Regions from separate parts of the Homo sapiens genome. Here region 1 is linked to region 2. A link is a loop called in an ENCODE intact Hi-C map of the cell type or tissue named here. Cell type or tissue: dorsolateral prefrontal cortex. All regions are shown on one strand.

What was found. Peaks named below come from ENCODE experiments on the same cell type or tissue, not always from the same donor. Only the 100,000 strongest peaks of a DNase experiment are listed, where the experiment ranks them.
Region 1: it touches region 2 in a loop (3-fold over the local background); 9 of 110 quality-filtered maps call a loop at or near these places.

Annotation. Positions count from the first base shown.
Region 1 is chr15:32,027,343-32,032,342 of GRCh38, forward strand. CHRNA7 (cholinergic receptor nicotinic alpha 7 subunit) reads left to right here and starts at 3,173. Exons shown (of 10, transcript NM_000746.6): 1 at 3,173-3,307; 2 at 3,556-3,695. The coding sequence starts at 3,253. LOC124903441 reads right to left here and starts at 3,254. Exons shown (of 3, transcript XM_047433397.1): 1 at 3,215-3,254; 2 at 2,515-3,046; 3 at 1,192-1,265. The coding sequence starts at 3,254. The coding sequence ends at 1,193. RefSeq lists an enhancer at 3,232-3,797. In dorsolateral prefrontal cortex, CTCF peaks have their summits at 2,177 and 3,006; DNase peaks (open chromatin) are centred at 2,179, 2,709 and 3,129; H3K4me3 peaks cover 2,598 bases; H3K27ac peaks cover 877 bases.
Region 2 is chr15:31,974,959-31,979,958 of GRCh38, forward strand. No RefSeq gene overlaps it. Among named protein-coding and RNA genes, the nearest start is that of CHRNA7, 53 kb to the right of the region's middle. RefSeq lists enhancers at 740-1,422, 1,988-2,554, 2,555-3,120. In dorsolateral prefrontal cortex, CTCF peaks have their summits at 34 (motif pointing left), 237, 3,055 (motif pointing right) and 3,266; DNase peaks (open chromatin) are centred at 33, 635 and 3,033; H3K4me3 peaks cover 1,357 bases; H3K27me3 peaks cover 419 bases.

The DNA.
Region 1 (5,000 bases), 52 kb after region 2:
AATTGAGGATTATCACTGCAATGGACATCACCCACTATGATAACTAGCTTTACCATTTTAAACGTACAAATTTTATTTATTTTTATTATTTTTATTTATTTATTTATTTTGAGATGGAGTCTCGCTCTGTTGCCCTGCTAGTGTGCAATGGCATGATCTGGGCTCACCACAACCTCTGCCTCCCGGGTTCAAGCGATTCTCCTGCCTCAGCCTCCCGAGTAGCTGGGATTACAAGTGCCTGCCACCATGCCCGATTAATATTTGTATTTTCAGTAGAGACGGGGTTTGGCCACGTTGGCCAGGTTGGTCTCGAACTCGTGACCTCAGGTGATCCACCTGCCTCAGCCTCCCAAAGTGGTGGGATTACAGGTGTGAGCCACTGCACCCGGCCACAAATTTTATAGTTTATTTTTCAGTGTCCTATTATCTCAAATTGTGAGGCACACATTTTCCTGTTTACTCTGCCTACTGACTTTCCCTAATTGACGATGGCCTAGGATGATGTAGAGTTTGTTTCCTTGAATGGTTTATATTTTTTATTTTGAACTGATTTTCATGGATATTGCGATTTGGGGGCATTTTTTGGAGTCCCATGTGTGTAAAGTTACTAAATCTTCCTCCGGAGGAATTCTTGAATTCTAAACCATATAATACACATTTGGACTCCACACCTAAGCCTAATGCACTTTTTGGTTTTTAAATGTGTAATTATCTTTTTCCCCCTATCCGGAGCCCAAGCAGAAAACATGCTTCCTTCCACTTCCCTGGCTAATGGTTGAGGTTTCCTGGTCTTTTTTACACTGGAAAGGAGATTACACCAATTTCTGGATTTATGTGAATATCTCAGTTCCAGTTCCCCACCTCTCATAGGCCCCAAGCCCAAGGTCACCTTACCTCCTGAGAGTGTGTTAAAATTTCCCTCTTACCCATAGAATCTATATTTTTGGTATGCCCAGGCATGTATTCACATCCTGCTATGTTTTATTTGCTGTTTTTTTTTTGTTTTTTTTTGTTTTTTTTTTTTTTGCTTTGGGAACGGGAGTGAGTGTAGAACCTATACAGTCCCGTCAGCTCTATTCCAAGAATGTTCTGCTCTTTTCTTCGTTTCACAAATGAAAAACCTGAGTCCCATAGATGGGAGTCAATACAGCCAAACTCACAGACCTACCTATGGCACAGGGGAGACTGAAGTTTATTTTCCAACTTCCAGCAGTCCTACATTGTAAGCTGAGTGAGTGGACTGCGCTTGCAGGTCCTCCAGGTGCCTAGCGAGAACAGAGGACAAATAAATATTTACGAATTGCTTGTCTCACCTGAAAATGGTTTATTTCTAGGTTTCTGATATTATGGGGTGCAATGGCGGTAAAGAAGCAGTTCTGGTTTCAGGAATGTGATCCTGATAGCCATACTCCAGAAAAAATCAATAAATTCCCTTGGCCCCATGGGCTCATGCTCTTCTAGAAGGGAAGACAGGGCTCTTAGGTACTTTCAGCGCTCGTAGAAGAGTGTTGTTACAGTCCCATGACCAGTGCAGGGGATGTGCCACTGAGAATCTTTTCACTGATGCTTCATGGGCTTTCTCTATTCTGCTACTGGGTTTTATTTCCCTTCTTCTAATTCTCCCTTTACCAACAACTAATCCCCTGTAGATAATTAATTCATCAAGTGCCTGCTCTGTGATGTCCGGACTGCTAGAAGTGGTAGGGGGACTCAAGAGCCAGATGAAGCTAAGGGCACGCCTGTCTGCTCTCCAGGGACCCCTGGCGTCCCTTTCTCCTGGCAGAATGACTGCTATCCTTTGAGGTGAATCCAGTTCAGCTGTCACCTCTTCTATTAACCACTCTCCAAAAACAGCTAATCCTTCTTCTAGGCTCTTACCGCAGTTATGAAAGCCTATGCTGACCCTTTGTTTAAACATGTGTACATTAACAGTAATACATTTAAGACACTTCATGGCAAGGGCAATATACTGCGTTATTCTTCCAAATCAAATAGTTGGGCTCAGTCCCCCATTCCTGCTACTGGGGTACAGTCAAGCTCAGTCACCTTTTGGTGAGCCTTTCCCTAGTTCTTGGAGTCTTAAAAGAATCCCGTGGTTTTCGGCAGTTCAGAAACCCAGGCATTGCCGCTGCGTGGTCCACGGGAGTTGCTCTGGTGGAGCTCGGATGCCCGGGGGCTGCAGGAAAGAAGGTGGCAGCGCCCCCTACGCGGACGCAGGGCGCTGCTGTGCTCAGCAGAAGGGAGCAAATGGGATGGAGCTTCAGCCACCCTGGAAGCCGCCCCTTGGCGCCTTCCTCCCTCCCTTCCTCTTTCCAAAATCAAGCCCCCTCTTCAACATCAAGAACTCTCCGCACTCCCTGGACCTCTCAGAGCCTCTCCTCATTTACTCTTTCCAATGCGCTGGCTCAAAAGAGCCTAGATAAGAACACCAAGTTCTGGCTGTCCTTCCAGCAAAGAGTTAGGAGTTAACTTTTCAATCTTTTTTAATCTCCTTTAAAAAAGAATGAGCCATACATTAGGGTAACCACTGGGAATCCCATCACACACATTGGCGGCATCTCTCCTCCCCGACAGGGTGCCTCCAGCACTTCAGATCCCAGCCGAGAGTCTGGCTGCTGGCGCCCAGCAAACGGTGCGGAAAGCAAACCGGGGCTCGCGGAAAGCGGGAGGAGGGGGGCTTCCTCGGGTCTGTTTTGTCTGGTTGGCAAGACTTCCGAAGCCTGGTTCCCTATAGCTGCCACCCGGTCGCTGGCGTGGAGGAGGGAGTCCGGGAAGACTGGACCCCAGAATTGTCCCGGCTTTCTCCCGAGTGCCCAGCGCAGCTTCTGGCTGAGAGCGGGAGCGGGCTGAGTGGGGACAAAGAACGCAAGGGAGAGGTAGAGCCTGGCCTTGGGCAGCCCCTGGCCTGGCCAGAGGCGCGAGGCCGAGAGCCCGCTCGGTGGAGACTGGGGGTGGAGGTGCCCGGAGCGTACCCAGCGCCGGGAGTACCTCCCGCTCACACCTCGGGCTGCAGTTCCCTGGGTGGCCGCCGAGACGCTGGCCCGGGCTGGAGGGATGGGGGGGCGGGGACGGGGGCGGGGGCGGGGCTCGTCACGTGGAGAGGCGCGCGGGGGCGGGCGGGGCGGGGGCGCGCGCCCGGCTCCTTAAAGGCGCGCGAGCCGAGCGGCGAGGTGCCTCTGTGGCCGCAGGCGCAGGCCCGGGCGACAGCCGAGACGTGGAGCGCGCCGGCTCGCTGCAGCTCCGGGACTCAACATGCGCTGCTCGCCGGGAGGCGTCTGGCTGGCGCTGGCCGCGTCGCTCCTGCACGGTAAAGCCACTGCCTCCCCGCCCTCCACTCCTCCGTGGGATCCCGGGCACATCCCGGGCGCCTCTGTGCGCCCCGCGCCTGGGCCAGGTTTGGGATCTCCCCGCCGCCGGGGAGGGGCAGCGGGGGCGCTGCGGGGGCTGCTTGTCTGGGCTGCACCGGGTGGGCGGCGGGGGACGCCGGCAGGAGGGAGTCGGGGGTACCCCCGCCGGCCTGCCCTGAGCCCCCTGCCCGGGTCTTCTCTCCTTAAGTGTCCCTGCAAGGCGAGTTCCAGAGGAAGCTTTACAAGGAGCTGGTCAAGAACTACAATCCCTTGGAGAGGCCCGTGGCCAATGACTCGCAACCACTCACCGTCTACTTCTCCCTGAGCCTCCTGCAGATCATGGACGTGGTGAGTCCCGCCTGGCTACAGGGCTGCCCTCTCCCCTTCCTGGGCTCCGAGGGGCTTTTTAGACAGCGTCGGGCGGCCAGGCGGTGGAGCTCGGCTGGGGCACTCTAGTTGGCCCCAAGCTAGGCAGGGCCATGCTCTGAGTCTGTCCCCAGCCTGCCCTCTCCTGAGTGTCTCATTTCTCGGTTTCCCCTCCAGCCAAGGAGGGACCTGGTAAAGCTTATTCCATCACCCTGGCCACCTGTGCATGGTTACTTGGGTCCCACCTTTCTCTCAGGTTAGAAACTCAAGCATCCTGAGCTGGGACTCAGTAGCAAGAACAGGTGAAGTTCACTTTTTAATCTCCCTTATGGTGTAAGTGTTGACTTGCATTCCAGCATTGTCAATTTAGCCACTTCTAGACTTTTCTGCCGCCTATGGTATGTAACTTCTTTGGTGGGGGCCTGGCCCTGAGCTTTGCAGCTGGCGAATCTATCCAGGCAGAGGGCAAGAGGGCCAGCTGTGAACTTTCACTGTGACCCCATCTTAGGAATGGGCATGCTTTGCCTTCCTGGTGAGGACAGGTACTGGGAGTCCTGCTCCGAGGACTCAGGGTTCCCCGTCAGGAATACATGTGTCTGTCCCTCCAGGCAGCTGCCATCAGTTCCGTGGGTCTCTTGCCTTGCAGCCTTGCTAGTGCCCACTTCAGTTAGCCAATCTGTGTAAACTTGCCTATTGTTCCTCTATGCTGCTTTGGATATTCAATATTCATGGTATATTCTCCATACAATACAAATACTTCACACAAGTGTTTAATTCATTATAAGTGGGTTTGGTGTCTTGTCTATACGGAGTATCGGATTCTATTGTGGAGCACCCTGGAGTGTGGCAGGGTGGGGCACAGGGATAATAATGTTCATTGGGAGGGAGAGCATGATGGGAAAGAGGTGAGAGAATAGCCACAATTACTGGTTAAAAAAGAAATAGTGCTAAGAGCTACCTGGCAAAGTGGAAAAAGGTAAGAGGTGATATTTCATAATCCTACAAATAAACAGTTACCCGCACTATCATGTTGATGAATGGTATATCACTTAACCTAGTTAAAATTGCCATCATACATTGCCTCCTTTCCAACGCTACACTCGCCTCAAATGTGTTCTTCCTCCTACAGACAGAATCATGCTTTAAAATATTGAATGTATATGTGATGATGTGGAAAAGTTATCATGAGAAGAGCTGTAGGGGAAGGCAGGTTCAGTCTCATGTGTTGCAGAGCAGCAAAAGTTGCTGTTTATGGAGCAGTTCCTCAGTTGCTTTAAAGAGCTCAGG
Region 2 (5,000 bases):
GGGGAGGAAGGGGTCGCTGAGCGTCCTCGGCCCATGGATACCTTACTTTGTGGCGCCACCTAACGGCTAAAGGTTAAAATTGCAAATCTTAAAGATTCCTCCGGCAGAGGAAGAGGTGGGAAGGGGCCGGGTTTTTGAAGAGCAGGCTGAGAGAGCTTTTTTGGGAGATTTGTTTCCTGCTTTCTGGGCACATGCACCTAATGACGATACAATCCTACGACCCATCTCTGATTCTTCCCCTGACCCACTCTGGTGTAGCCCTGCGGAGATAATTGGCAATTGCAAAGTCACCTGCCTTTGACTTCTGACCCAGTAACCCAGGAAACCTTGCCAAAGATACTCTAGCAAGAAATACGAGTCGGGTTTACACGTGCCACACCCTACGGAATTTTTTGTTATCGTAAGAGACTCAGAGCGATTCACATGTGCATCAGAGAGGGCACTGATGGAAGCAAACCTCGTGCATCCCACAGAGTTACAGCCAGCAGCGCTCAGGCTGTGTGGCTGCCGCAAGTGCCCCTGAGCCCCCTGAGCCCCAGTGGCTGGCGACAGCCCCGCTCCATGTCGCCTTCATCCAAGATCTGCGCCGCGGGGCGGCCGCCATCTGGAGCACGGCTGGCCACGGTCAGCCCTAAGCTGGTGGGTGACACTGCGTCTGCGCACACTTCGTTGCTCAAAGCCAACTGTATGTGCTGACTGGGTGTGCCTTCTAGTGTCCTGTGTTCCTGCTGAGTGCCTAGCATGCATACTTCCTTTGTGCGCCCAGTGTTGTGTGCCTGTCACTGTGTGTCCAGTATTGAGTTATGTGCATGGTGTTATGCACCAGGCATGGTGTGTCTGACTTTGTTTGCCCAGTGTCGCGTAGCCAGCATCTGTGTCCAGCCTGTGTTCTTGCCATGTGCCTGGCCCTGCATGCCTAGTGTGGCACCTGGCTGTGCATACTCCGCATTGTATGCCGGGTTTGTTTGCTCCCGTCTGTGAGCCTTGCAGTGTAATCCTGGAGCGTATGCCCTGTGTTGTTTGCCAACTGTGTGTGCAGGTACTGTGTGTACCTGGCGCTGTGTTCCTGCTTGTTTGTGCCTAGTGGGCATGCCCAGTATTGCATGCCTGGTGTTGTGTACCTGGTCCTGTGTGCCCAGTATTGAGATCCCAGAGTGTCTGCCCGGCCTGGGTGCCTGCGTTGTGTGTCCGGCCCTGTGTGCTCAGGTTTGTGCATCCAGCTTGGTGGGCCCAGAGTGTGCCTGGCATACGGGCTTAGTGCTTTCTCCCTGGCATTTTGTGCCTGGCATGTTTGCCCAGCACTGTGTGCCCTGCATGGTGTCCCAGAGGCTGCGCCTACTATGGTGTGTCTGGCTTTGTGTGTCTGGCATTGCATGCTCATTGTTGTATACTTACTGTGTGTGTCCAGCATGGGGCGCCTGCATTGTTTTCCTGGCCCTGTGGTTCCAGAGTTCTGTTTCTGCACTGCATGCCTGGTGTTGTGTGGGTGGAATTACATGGCTGGTGTGTACATGGCTGGTATGTGACCCAGCGTTGTGAGCTCAGTGTGGTGCTCCTGGAGTGCCTGGCCCGGAGTGCCTGCTGGTGTGTGTGTGGTATGTGTTTGGCATCATCTGTCTGAGGTTTTGTGCATAGTGTTGTGTTCCCACAGTGTGTGCTGGCATTAGTGCCTGGACTTGTGTGTGCCTGGCATTGCACCCTGGCTTCTGTGCCCAGCATGGTGTGTCCCAGTGTTTTGTGCCCTACAGTGAAGCTCAGCATTGCGTTTGGTGTGTGTGTTCAACATGTGTTACAAGCATGGGTTCTTGCCGTGTGTGCATTGTGTATGTGATGCTGTGTCCCTAGAGTGTGTGTAGCATCTGTGCCTGGTGTGTGCCCGATGTTGTGTTCCTGCAGCGTCTGGTGTTGTCCCCAGTGTGTGCCAGTGTGTATTCCCAGTGGGTGTGCCAGCTTGTCGGTCATGGTATGCCTGACCTTGTATGCCCAGAGTTGTGTGTCCAGTGTGTCCCCAGCTTCAGTGTCTGTGGCTGGAGAGTGTGTCTTTCCTTCTGTGTCTGGTGTTGTGACCCAGCATGGTTTGTGTGGCTGTGTATGCTTGGCAAGCGTGCCCACTCCTGTGTGCCTGGTGCTGCGTGACTGGCACGTGTACCTCGAATTGTTTGGCTGACAGTGTGTGCCCAGAATTTTGTGCCCACTGTGTGGGCCTGTGTTGTGTCCTGTGCTGTGTGCTCTGTTGTTAGCCCTGTGTGTGTGCTCTGTGTGTCTTGTGCTGTGTGTCCTATGCTGTGTGGCCTGTGCTGTGTCCTGTGTGGTGTGCCGTGCACTGTGTGCCCTGTAGTGTGTGTCCTGTGCTGTGTCCTGTGTGGTGTGCCGTGTGCTGTGTGTCTTGTGCTGTGTGTCCTGTGCTGTGCGCCCTGTGTTGTGTACCCAGTACTTCTGTGTGTCCTGGGCTGTGTGTCCAGCACATGTGTCTGCTGCCCCACTGTGCTGAGTCCCAACACCCACCTGTGCGCCTGGCACTGCCTCGTTGTTGGGGAGGACACCCTGTGTGGCCGTCCTCGCCACCTGCTCGAGCAGAGCTGAGGATCCCATCGTGGCCTCTGCCCTCACTTCCACCGCAGTTTGCCTTCCTTCCTGGGGACACTCCTGCCTGGCAGCTCCCCATGTTTAGCCTGTTCCAGGGATCAGCTTCCACCCCAGGCACTCTCCATTTATTTGGGGAGTTCCCACAGGATGAGGCCCTTAAGGGAGTCCCTCCTCTCTACTGGGGATACCCCTGAGCAGGTGGGGACTCCTGTCCTTCATTCAGCTCATCCCCAGCCCTGGCTGGAGCTTTCCCTCCTTTGCGGAGGTGGGCTCAGGCAGGCCTCGCTGGGGAGCTCACCAGGCCCTGTGCGTGGGGCTCTGCAGGCCCAGCCAGTCCTGACTCTGCCGTGAGCCCCGCACCAGGATGGGAAGTGCCCTGAGAGCTCATCTCCTACCACCTCCAGGGCTGGGGCTGGCGCCTCCTCCAGCCTGGCATCTGGCCGCGGCGGTCTCCCCAAGCAGCCACCAGGGGGCAGAGCCACCCTCTGTCCACACCCCGATCCTCCCTCACCCCTTCAATTGCTGGACAAGGGACCCTTGCCTGAGGACGCCCTCGGATCCCTCCTGTGAGACAAGGAGCTGCAGATAACCCCAACCTCTACACAGACAGAAAGGAGCAGATTTCATAAAAAGCAGGGAATTTTTAAAATGTGAGTAATTTTTAAAAATACAATCTCCGCGTAAAACCCACTTAGAAAACCTTGTGCTTTCTGATTAATAGAGAGCAAATCACTTACCCAGGGCTATTGGATGCTGTAATTTTTTAAGGTTTTAAATATGCTTTTATTTGTTTCCCCCTGATGGTCTGAGGCTTCTATTCTTGCTAACTTTTTAGTTCTCCTTGTCCTGGGGACACAGGGTATGGGGCAGGACCTCCCTGGATTAAAGGAAGTGAGTCAGACATGCCACCGCCCGCAGGTTCCAGGACAGTTCTGGTCTGAATGCAGTCCCGACGCGAGTGCTGTTCCCTGGGAGCTGAGACCCGCAAAGATGCCCTTCCACCACCCTCTCCCCACGGTTCTTTCGTGCTGCTGCGTTCCTGGAGGCTGAGCTTCTGTCCCATCCTGTCTCCTTTGTGTGTTTCAAACCTCTTTCCAATTTCTGTTATACTGATGCTGTTCTCCTTTCCGGTACTATTACATGATTTTCTTCCCATTTCTCATGATTCAGAGCCCATGGTGGGTGAGGGGGACAGTTGGGTGGTCCACACCTGAGACTTCATGCATCCTGTGAGGCTGAGTCACAGGCCTGGGGGTCCTTGAATCCCTCTTATCCCACAAGGGAGATCCTCCTGGAATCTCAGCAGATTGGAGAGCCCAGCTGAGAAGAATCTGCTGTCCTATTAGTGCCCTTGGTTTTGAGGTGGCTGTAAAATCCCTTGCTAGAGGCGGAAGAGAGAGGATCGCACCCCAGTATCGGACTGCTGTGGGCAAGTTGGTGAAATCAAATGTATTGTTACTTTCTGAGAATCAGCACCCACATTTTCTGCATTTAAGGATTTTATGGAGCACAACGAAATCCACAGCAGTCACAGCAACTGAGAGAGAACGCCAGGCCACACTCCCTAGGCATTCCTGGAGAGGTGTTCTATGCCTTAAGGATGAACAATAGAGAATTTGATTTAAAAAATTGATGGAAAGTTAATGTTGAAAGAAGTCAGGGTGAAATAAAAGCATGAGATGCTGTATGGGATGTGAAGATTTCTAGGAGACAATAATAATAGACAAGCAAATGAAGACTGGTGTAGAGTGAAAGTTAGGTGGCCAGGATACGACAAGGGCACTGCAGCCAGGATTCCTGTCCCGGGGACAATCGGCACAAAGAGTCTGCACCCGGGAGGACAGGGGCCTTCAGTGTGTGATCTGTACTGAGGGTCTGCACCTGAGAGGACAGGGGCTTTCAGTGTGTGATCCCTACTGAGAGTCTGCACCTGGGTGGACAGAAGCCTTCTCTATGTGATCGGTACTGAGGGTCTGTACCTCAGAGGACAGGGGCCTTCAGTGTGTGATCTGTACTGAAGGTCTGCATTGAGAGGACAGGGACCTTCAGTGTATGATCTGTACTGAGGGTCTGCACCTGGGAGCACAGGGGCCTTCAGTGTGTGATCTGTACTGAGAGTCTGCACCTGGGAAGACAGGTTCCTTCAGTGTGTGATCCGTACTAAGGGTCTGCACCTGGGAGGACAGGGCCCTTCAGTGTGTGATCTGTATTGAGGGTCTGCACCTGGGAAGACAGGTTCCTTCAGTGTGTGATCCGTACTGAGGGTCTGCACCTGGGAGGACAGGGCCCTTCAGTGTGTGATCTGTATTGAGGGTCTGCACCTGGGAAGACAGGTTCCTTCAGTGTGTGATCCGTACTGAGGGTCTGCACCTGGGAGGACAGAGGACAGGGACTTTCAGTGTGTGAACTGTACT